Linked DNA regions of Homo sapiens: region 2 is linked to region 1. Evidence: read pairs that join two places in POLR2A ChIA-PET (ENCODE). Cell type or tissue: PC-9. All regions are shown on one strand. Region 1 overlaps PIK3C2B (phosphatidylinositol-4-phosphate 3-kinase catalytic subunit type 2 beta). Region 2 overlaps MDM4 (MDM4 regulator of p53).

Region 1 (5,000 bases):
CTGTGGTGGGCTGGAGGGAGTGCCTCACTTAGGTGGAGATTCCTCTGGAGGACAGCGGTGGAGGCAGGCTGCTTTATCATGAAACTGCCAACCTTGGGGGTGGCCGCCCTGCCTCTGCGCCCTCTGGCATAGAAGTTGCTGGGCCCTGGGCTGGCCAGGAGGGTGTGACAGTATGGACTTTGGCCCAGGGACAGCTTCCCCGAAAGGTAACGTGGGTCCTCCCTGCCTTTCCACAGCTCCCCTCCCCTGTGTACTTCACCCCACCCAGCAGTTCCTTATCCTGAGCTTAGAGGGAGTGGCTAGGTGTGATTCAGACTGAGGGACCTGGAGAGAACTTATGGGCTTGAATAGTGGTGGGGCTTATGTGTCTCAGTTCTCTTGGCCCTGCCATTGGCTTTCTCACCACTGGGGTACTTGGAGAAACCCCTCCTCTTTGTCCCTTTGGCTTTGAAGCTGTTTGGGGGTGGGGGTGAGAAAAACCCAGTGTGTGTCCCTGGGGCTAGGTGAAGGGGACTCCTATGAGGACAAGTGAGAGGGCTGTGGGGGAGGGTGAACCGAGGGCAGAGAACATGGTGCTTCTTCCTGGTGGCTCTCAGCAGCAAGAAGTGGGGGAGGGATGGAGACTGTCAAATGGAAAAGGAGGACAAAAGGAGTAGCTTTGCGGACCCTCTGCGGAAATCCTAAAACAAGGAAAGGAGCAAGGCTGACAACATGGGACGTGTCATCACCTGAACTCCGAGGTGGCTCTGCTAAGCAAGTTCTGTCCAGGCACCACGGGTAGCTTCAAAATCGGGATGTTCGCCTCACTCTACTGCAAAGCTCCAAGGACACCACATTGTGCTTCTGGGAACATCCAGTGGGGGTTTTGCCTAGTTTGGGACCTCTCCTGGTTCTGCAGGAGGAGGGCTTCCTCAGGGAGTATGTCTGAACCCTGAGAGGGAGGCTGTATCCTCAGCCTCAGCCTCAGCCTGACTTCCTGGGCCACCTGTTGCTTGAAGCCACAGGAGTGGCCCCTCCTAATTTGACTTCCTGTCCTCCATAGGATCTGCTTCCCAGTGCAGGTGAACCGGCTGCCTCGGGAGACACTGCTGTGTGCCACTCTCTATGCTCTGCCCATCCCCCCACCGGGGAGCTCCTCAGAGGCCAATAAGCAGCGGCGGGTGCCTGAAGCCCTGGGCTGGGTCACTACCCCACTCTTCAACTTCAGGCAGTATGTGAGCCCCAGGGTACAGCTTCTTGGCCTTGGAAGGGGAGGAGGGGGACAGAGAAAGGGGCCTGGCTGCTGCACTGGCCAGTGCGCCTTGGGAGAGTTGGCCATGTGGGGCTCACTGGTGAAGTCCAGAGGATCCCCAAGCACAGAACTGGTGACCAGGACTATTGATGTAACCAAGAGCCACTGAGCGGTTCTGGTGGCACAGGACCATGTTAAGGATACATGGAAAAGCAATGCTTGGGTAATAGATCATCTGGTCTTGTCATTGGAAGAACCTTAGAGGTCATCTAGCCCAGCCTCCCCACCTCATGAAGGCATCCCTGCCACCAGGTCATCCAGACCAGGGTGTGGTTAGCTCACAAGTCCTCTTGGAGGGCGTAAGCTTTTACAGGACTTGGGAGAAGGAAGAGGCTATGGTCCACGGTGAGAATGAGAGGGGAGTTGGATGATGGCTTCAAACAGAAAAGGCAGATTTTTGGATTGGGGGAGCAGTAGAAATATTCTCTGCTTAGCCACTTTAGCAGCTCTTCCCACTCTCCCTCCTTCTTAGGGTCCTGACCTGTGGCCGGAAGCTTCTGGGTTTGTGGCCAGCAACACAGGAAAATCCCAGCGCCCGTTGGAGTGCACCTAATTTCCACCAGCCAGACAGTGTCATCCTGCAGGTGAGGCTTTAGCCCTTCCCTCCCAGTCACCAGCAAGACCATTCCAGTCAACTCTACATTTTTCTCCTGGAGATTTGGGCTGGGACAGCAGGAGAGAGTGCTAGAACTTCAAGCATGGGAGGATGATGTGACTGAAGCAACTGAGGGAATATGGTTAGATGTGGATTGTGAGGTGAGCTCTGGGGTATCCATCTCCCATCTCCTGGAGGTTAAATTGATTTCGTGGAGCCTGAAGATGGGGTCTGAGACCCTCTGCATTCAGGGCTCAGCTTCTGAGTCCCTTGTATTGAATCTTCATACGTCTAAGTCTGATCAAACCTGACCTGGGTCCTCTTGGGGCCTGAGGGGACACCTTTGCCCCTGCCAGTGACTCAGTGCTTTGGCAGGATGGACCTATTCTCCAGGGAGAAGAGGAGGAGCTGGTCACGCCCAAGGTGCACTTCTCAGTTCCCAGCTTCCCCTTCTTGTGGTTATGAGATACTTTGGTATGGAGTATGAATGTTGACATAGAATGAAAGCTCCCTGAGGCAGGTTTTTTTTTTTTTTTTTTTGAGACAGGATCTCTGTCACCCAGGCTGGAATGCAATGGCACAATCTTGGCTCACTGCAACCTCTGCCTCCCAGGCACAAATCATCCTCCCACTTCAGCCTCCCGAGTAGATGAGACTACAGGCGCACACCACCACGCCCGGCTAATTTTTGTCTGTCTTATTTGCTGCTTTATGCCCAGACTCTAGAAAATGCCTGGCACATGTTAGGATTCAATAGATATTTGTTGAATGAGGCTGGGTGTGGTGGCTCATGCCTGCAATCCCAGCACTTTGGGAGGCTGAGGCAGGGGGATCACTTGAGGTCAGGAGTGGCCAACATGGTGATACCCTGTCTCTACTAGAAATACAAAAATTAGCTGGGTGTGGTGGCGGGTGCCTGTAAATCCCAGGTACTCAGGAAGCTGAGGCATGAGAACCACTTGAACCGGGGAGGCAGAGGTTGCACTGAGCCGAGATCACACCCCTGCACTCCAGCCTGGGTGACAGAGCAAGACTCTGTCTCAAAATAAATAAATAAATGAATAAATAAATAAGTTTTTTGAATGAAAGAAAGTAGACCTCCTTTGGAGACTTGGCTCACTCAGCTCTGATACTTTAGTAGGATGAACATCTGGTGGCATAGAGTAGGGACCGAGTGTCCCAGGGCCTTCTCCCAGTGTGTGGTCTTGCCTCCCCTCTGGCAGCAGTGTCCTCTGGCACCCCATGGAAGTCACCCCGGACTCAGCCTGGATGCACCCCGTGTTTCAGCTGGGTGACACCTCTGTTCAGAGTTCTGGCTGGGGCTTGTCCCCTCACCCCTCACCAAGGTGCATCTCCACCGAACCTCTTCCTCACATGTCCATTCTTTTTCTCTTTTTGTTTCCCTCTCATTTTTTGCTGAGAGTTATAGCTGGAAAGGACTTTAGAGATCACCAAGTCTAACAGGGCTATTTTACAAAGAACCTGAGGGAAAGTGAGGGAGGGACAAGGCCGGAATGCTGGGGTGAGAGAAAGAAGCTGGGAGTCCACACACGCTGCCTGTTTTCTCTCCTCACATCCCTGATCTCATCCCCCAGATTGACTTCCCCACCTCGGCCTTTGACATCAAGTTCACCAGCCCCCCTGGAGACAAGTTCAGCCCCCGCTATGAGTTTGGCAGCCTCCGGGAAGAAGACCAGCGCAAGCTTAAAGACATCATGCAGAAAGAGTCCTTGTACTGGTGAGACCCGGGCCCCCACTGAATCTGTCATGTTTCATCTGACCTCCCAGCACTGAGTCTCCGTCCTCCTGCTTTGGGAGTGGAGGTGGGAAGGGGTGGGCATTGCCATCTCAGCAGGAAGTGGAGGCAGCCCCCAGGCCTTTCTCCATCAGCTGACACTAGGAAAAGTGGAGAGGTCAAGGTCAGGAAATTAGATCTGAGAATACCCAAGTCCCCACCCCAGGGACTTGGTCCAGACTCAGCTACCCAGGAGGACCAGAGCTCTGCCCCACATCCCAGATGTGCTATCTACTACCTTCTGTCCACTGGGGCAGCTGGCCCCACCACCCTGCCCCCACCTCTTGCTCTCACCTCCTGCCCCTTCCACACCAACAGCCTTTGAATTTTTCTGGCCCTGTCACTTTCCAAAAAGGATCAGGTGTCAAGGCAAGCTGGCAGCTCTCAGGGGTACGTGAGTCCAGGCTGATCTCATCCTTGGGGCTGCTGCTTTCACAGGATTGGAGAAGGAGGGGTGAGAACAGAACTGGAGGAGCTGGAGGGACCTGGTTCCGCTGTCTGCTCTCTGTTTACCTCTCTGGCTCCTGCGCAGCCCTGTGCGTGTGTTGTGTGTGTGGGGGCATGAGAGAGATGGGGCTCATCTCTGTCCCTGATGTCCACCCCAAGTAGCTGGAGTAGCTGAGCGACCGCAGACCTCCCTTCCCCCACTCTGCCGACTACACTTCATTAGACCCTCAGCTCCCTTCTCCCATTAGACACCTGATCTCAGGCAAGGCCCAATTAGCTGCAGGTCCTTGAAAGCCGACAGCTGGTCCCTGGAGGCCCCAGGAGGCCTCTCAGCAGCACAGACCCTGGTGTTGGGGGACCACTGCCCTCTGGTGGTTCTATTGAGCGTGGTGCCCTCAGGGCATCCGCAGGAGGGGTAGCAGATTCGGTGCCCTTGGCCCATGCATTCTCCATCCAAGATGTCCCTGAGTTGGGATCAAAGATAGGATTTGGGCTCTGGTTCCCAAACTTTGATTCATATTGGAATCACCTGGTGATCTGTGGCATAGACTGATGCCTGGCTTCCCCAGCCATTTGGACTTAACTGGTATCAGGTGTGACCCAGGCATGGCGAGGGGGTTCACTCAGCCCCTCAAGTGGGTGTCATATGCAGCAAAGCTTGGGAACCGCTGAATTGCAGTGTGTGCAGCACTCCCTTGAGGGTAAGGGCTGCACCCCCTGGCTGATGCTGTTCTCTCTCACTGCCCCCTACCCTCCCACCACCTTCTCCTTTCCGTGTGCCCACCAGGCTCACTGATGCTGACAAGAAGCGCCTGTGGGAGAAGCGATATTACTGCCACTCGGAGGTGAGCTCGCTCCCCCTGGTGCTCGCC
Region 2 (5,000 bases), 89 kb before region 1:
GTCTCAATCTCCTGACCTCGTGATCCGCCCACCTCAGCCTCCCAAAGTGCTGGGATTACAGGCGTGAGCCACCGCGCCCGGCTAATGGGACCCAAGTTTTCATGTACACCTTGTACACATAGCCTGAAGACAGTTTTTTGTAATATTTTAAATAATTCCGTGCATGAAACTAAGTTTTCACTGCAACCTGTCATATGAGGTCAGGTGTTAAATTTTCTACTTGTGGTGTCATGTGAAAAAGTTTTCAGAGGCTGGGTGTGGTGGCTCATGCCTATAATCCCAGCACTTTGGGAGGCCAAGGCGGGTGGATCACGAGGTCATGACATCAACCCATCCTGGTCAACATGGTAAAACCCCGTCTCTACTAAGAATACAAAAATTAGCTGGGCGTAGTGGTGCACGCCTGTAATCCCAGCTACTTAGGAGGCTGAGGCAGGAGAATCGCTTGAACACGGGAGGTGGAGGTTGTTGCAGTGAGCTGAGACTGTGCCACTGCACTCCAGCCTGGTGACAGAGCAAGACCCTGTCTCAAAAAAAAAAAAACAAAACAAAACAAAAAAAAAAAACAAGTTTTCAGATTTTGGATGCTCAACTTATTCTAAGATCCTTTGAAAGGGTCTTGCACCATCCTAGTACTCATGAGTTGCTAAAAGAGCATTACAATCTTTCAAATTGAGAATGCTCAACATTTCAAATTTAGAGTGCTCAACTTATACCAGGCTTCTTATATCTCATTCTTGGCTTTGTGATTAAGTATATTATGTCATCTTTGCAAACTTCAAAATGTGTAAAAATTGGGCCAGGTGCAGTGGCTCACGCCTGTAATCCCAGCACTTTAGGAGGCTGAGGCGGGTAGACCATTTGAGGCCAGTAGTTCGAGACCAGCCTGGCCAACATGGCAAAACCCCAAAATTAGCCAGGCGTAGTGGCATGCACCTGTAATCCCAGCACTTTGGGAGGCCAAGGTAGGCAGATCACCTGAGGTCGGGAGTTGGAGACCAGCCTAACCAACGTGGGGAAACCCCATCTCTACTAAAAATACAAAATTAGCCGGGTGTGGTGGCGTGCGCCTGTAATCCCAGCTACTCCAGAGGCTGAGGCAGGAGAATGGCTTGAACCTGGGAGGCGGAGGCTGCGGTGAGCTGAGATCACACCATTGCACTCAGCCCAGGTAACAAGAATGAGACTCCGTCTCAAAAAAAAAAAAAAAAAAGCCAGGCGTGGTGGCACACACCTGTAATCTCAGCTACTCAGGAGGCTGAGGCACAAGAATCACTTGAACCAAGGAGGTGGAGGTCGCAGTGAGCTGAGATCGCACTGCTGCACTCCAACCTGGGTGACCCAGGGAAACTCTGACTCCAAAAAAAAAAAAAAAAGTATGAAAATTGGCCTTTGCCTCAAGTAGATAAATCAAAATAAAAATTCTAACCAAATCATATACATACAAGAATACTAAGATTGAAAAGTCTAAGGCAGCTGAATTCATGTATGTAGAAAATTCACCTGGTAGCAAATCAATAAATGTGTAGCTATTTTCTAGTAGCATGCTAGCTCATGGAAGGGTCTTGCACCATCCTAGTACTCACGGGTTGCTAAAATAGCACTACCTCTTCAAAGCTAACAATGGTAGTAACTAGGCTGATAAAAAGGTTTTCAGAAAAGGATGAGAAATTGTGACATATCCCTCTCCTACTTCACATACGGAGAGATTAAAAATAAAAAGGTTGGAAGAGGAAGAGAACAAAAGTCTATATAGCCTTAATCCAAAACATACCTTCTCTAGAATGTATGCATTTATGCTCTGAGGTAGGCAGTGTGGGGATATCGTCTTCTGTAGTTCTTTTTCTGGAAGTGGAACTTTCCTCTGCACTTTGCTGAAAGAAGGGAAAGGTGTCCATCAGTGCAGTAGAAATAACTGAGACCAGGGGATGTAGCAGTTCCATTCTGGCTCACCAGTTAGTGTGCAACACAATGGGTTACACACAAGAAAGAGAACTCAAGTTCACAACAGTCATCAAATAAAGGCAACACCTCTCCTCAACCCACTGTGAGCAAAGCTAGAAGAATCCCAAACCTGGGGGGAAAAAAAACCTCTGCACAAAGGCCAAAATCTACTGTTAAAAACAGGCTATCTGTATAAACCCTCCAGTCTACTACAAAATTAGGCATAATTCAGAAAACATATGAAACCCTCGCCACGTACCAAGATGACTATAAAGTTTCCCCAGGTTTGGGGAAGCTTTAGGAAATGGCCTGACATGAACTTAACTGCAACACGCCTATTAAAATCTAATAAAGCAATATCCTCAAACACACACACACAGGTACACACAAACCCAAAGAAAAATGCAACTGGAAGAACTGAAGATCAGAAGTGCTACATCCCAAAGAAAGGTTCAGAGACTGGAACTCTGTTATGGGCAGAACAGAGAAGGTTCACTCTGTCCCTGGTCTGTGAACTCCCAAGAACCTTTCTTATTAAATTCTTACCACATTCAGGGAAAGGTCTTGGGAGTCCAAGATCCATAGGTACAGAGAAGGGGCCACTCTGTACAACAAAAGAAGTCACCGTGTGGTGATTTTACCTTCAGTTGGTCTTGACTTGGAATATCCATACTGTGATCCTGTGCGAGAGCGAGAGTCTGAGCAGCATCTGGATAGCAAGTAAAACAAAAGGAAAACCTTCCCTGGTAATAACCATTCTTTCCACACAAAAAGGACCTCAGCAAACAACCCGGGAGCCAGGTTTAGTCCCTAGAAATGTACTTCTCCATGTTGGCTGGACAAAGCTCTCATTTGCAAGGGAAAAATCAAAATTGATAAAAATGACAAAGACCAAGACAGGCCATATCCAAAATATATTACCAAAATATAATCGGGAAAAAAAACAGTGAAAAATAGCTAAAAATGTTCTTCCATATCAAGCTTTTAAATTTTTATATGAAAACTGGTTCCAAGCAGGACATAATGGAGTCTATTTTTGTCATCTCTTCCTATATATTACCAAATTCGCCTAACTCACAAACAAAAGGAAAAGAGTGTATGGCTTTTTACATTTAATTTCAACTTTCAAGTGTTAAGTCATACAGGGTTATGGGATCTTGAAATCTGGATTTTTCCCCGTTTGCTTCATAAAACAATAGCATCTTCATCTAAAGCGACATTCTAAGTGTCAAGGATAATTTTATGGTTTAAATTCCCATTACCATCACCTGTATATAAATTAATTTTTTTCATTGTCTTATTTTTCCCAGTTACTATAAACATTTCCTAAGAAGCAGCAGCAAATAAAGTTTTTCTCAAGGCCAATAAAAAGAACCAAGGAAAACAACACAGTACAGAGAAATTCTTAGATATTACATTAATCTAAAAGAGAAATGCATTCCAAGGACTTACAAAGAAATTTTTCAAGTAGAACAAAAGACAAAAACTTGGCTACACGAAAAGATCAAGCTGCAAACAATTTAATAATCTGGACTATTCATTATTTGAGGCTATGTGAATGAGATAGACCCAAAATAAGTCTACTGTGGGTCAGGTTCACCAACCACTACCAGGTTCAGAGATAAAATATGGAAAATATCATCACCATCTGATAAAGGCTGCTAGAGGAAGGATACAGATCCTACAACTGATCTGTCAATGCGGTTCTATTGAAAAAAGCAAACATTTTCAAAATTCTAATTATAAAAAACATTATTTCCAGAAACATTTTTGTGGACAAACGGAGACAACAAAAAGTTTGAGAGACAGCATTTTCTGACCACAGTGGTCTTCAAAGCGAAGTTGGACTAACATATAATGCAGATGGAGCAATTTTTTTGTTTGTTTGAGACGGAGTCTTGCTCTGTCACCCTGGCTGGAGAGCAGTGGCGCAATCTCGGCTCACTAAAACCTCTACCTCCCTGGCTCAAGTGATTCTCCTGCCTCAGCCTCCCAAGTAGCTAGGATTATAGGCGCACGCCTGACTAATTTTTGTATTTTTAGTAGAGACAGGATTTTATCATCTTGGCCAGGCTGGTCTCAAACTCCTGACTTTGTGATCCACCCGCCTCGGCCTCCCAAAGTGCTGGGATTACAGGCATGAGCCACCGCACAGGCCAGGAGCAATTCTTTAATAAAGCAATCCTATTACTGTCATTTATATTTCCAAAGCCTTACTACCTTACTTAGGTTAAAACAGTTACAAGCAAAAATAAATTATCTGGTGAAACCACAATGTAAAAAAGAAGTTTTAAAATTAGCCGGGTGTGGTGGCTCACGCCTGTAATCCCAGAACTTTGGGAGGTCGAGGTGTGTGGATCACTTGAGTCCAGGAGTTTGAGACCAGCCTGGGCAACCCACCAGCCTGGTGAAACCTCATCTCTACTAAAATCACAAAAATTAGCCGGGCTTGGTGGTGCGCACCTGTAATCCCAGCTACTCGGGAGGCTGAGGCAGGAGATCACCTGAACCCAGGAGGCAGAGGTTGCAGTGAGCCGAGATCGCACCACTGCACTCCAGCCTAGTCGACAAAGCGAGACTCAGTCTCAAAAATTAATAAACACACACAAAGTTAGTCATATTTATTTCATTTGTATACATGGGAAAATTTGGAGAGACAATTTAGAAAGAACTACCATTTTAGGCTGGGTGCAGTGGCTCACGCCTGTAATCCCAGTACTTTAGGAGGCCAAGGCGGGCAGATCACGAGGTCAGGAGATCGAGACCATCCTGGCTAACACGGTGAAACCCCGTCTCTACTAAAAATATAAAAAATTAGCCAGGCATGATGGCGGGCGCCTGTAGTCCCAGCTACTCAGGAGGCTGAGGCAGGAGAACTGCGTGAACCCGGGAGGTGGAGGCTGCAGTGAGCCAAAATCATGCCACTGCACTCCAGCCTAGGCGACAGAGCGAGACTCCATCTCAAAAAAAAAAAAAAAAAAGAACTACCATTTTAAACAATGGCATCTTCTTGACCAAAATGAAAAGTTTAACCCATTTGCAAAGGTATAAAATTA

What was found. ChIA-PET counts read pairs that join two places held together with the same protein. Peaks named below come from ENCODE experiments on the same cell type or tissue, not always from the same donor. Only the 100,000 strongest peaks of a DNase experiment are listed, where the experiment ranks them.
Region 2: POLR2A ChIA-PET joins it to region 1 with 11 read pairs; 7 of 35 experiments call an interaction of 5 or more read pairs at or near these places.

The regions. Positions count from the first base shown.
Region 1 is chr1:204,446,060-204,451,059 of GRCh38, reverse strand. It overlaps PIK3C2B (phosphatidylinositol-4-phosphate 3-kinase catalytic subunit type 2 beta), which reads left to right. Exons shown (of 33, transcript NM_001377334.1): 13 at 1,043-1,210; 14 at 1,764-1,875; 15 at 3,482-3,624; 16 at 4,916-5,000. Among named protein-coding and RNA genes, the nearest start is that of PPP1R15B, 37 kb to the right of the region's middle. RefSeq lists enhancers at 1,087-1,611, 4,370-4,419. In PC-9, CTCF peaks have their summits at 4,570 and 4,787; DNase peaks (open chromatin) are centred at 229, 1,849 and 2,309; H3K4me3 peaks cover 1,753 bases; H3K27ac peaks cover 3,456 bases.
Region 2 is chr1:204,535,083-204,540,082 of GRCh38, reverse strand. It overlaps MDM4 (MDM4 regulator of p53), which reads right to left. Exons shown (of 11, transcript NM_002393.5): 6 at 2,586-2,653; 7 at 1,775-1,874. Among named protein-coding and RNA genes, the nearest start is that of MDM4, 21 kb to the right of the region's middle. In PC-9, no CTCF peak of the experiment used is centred here; no DNase peak of the experiment used is centred here.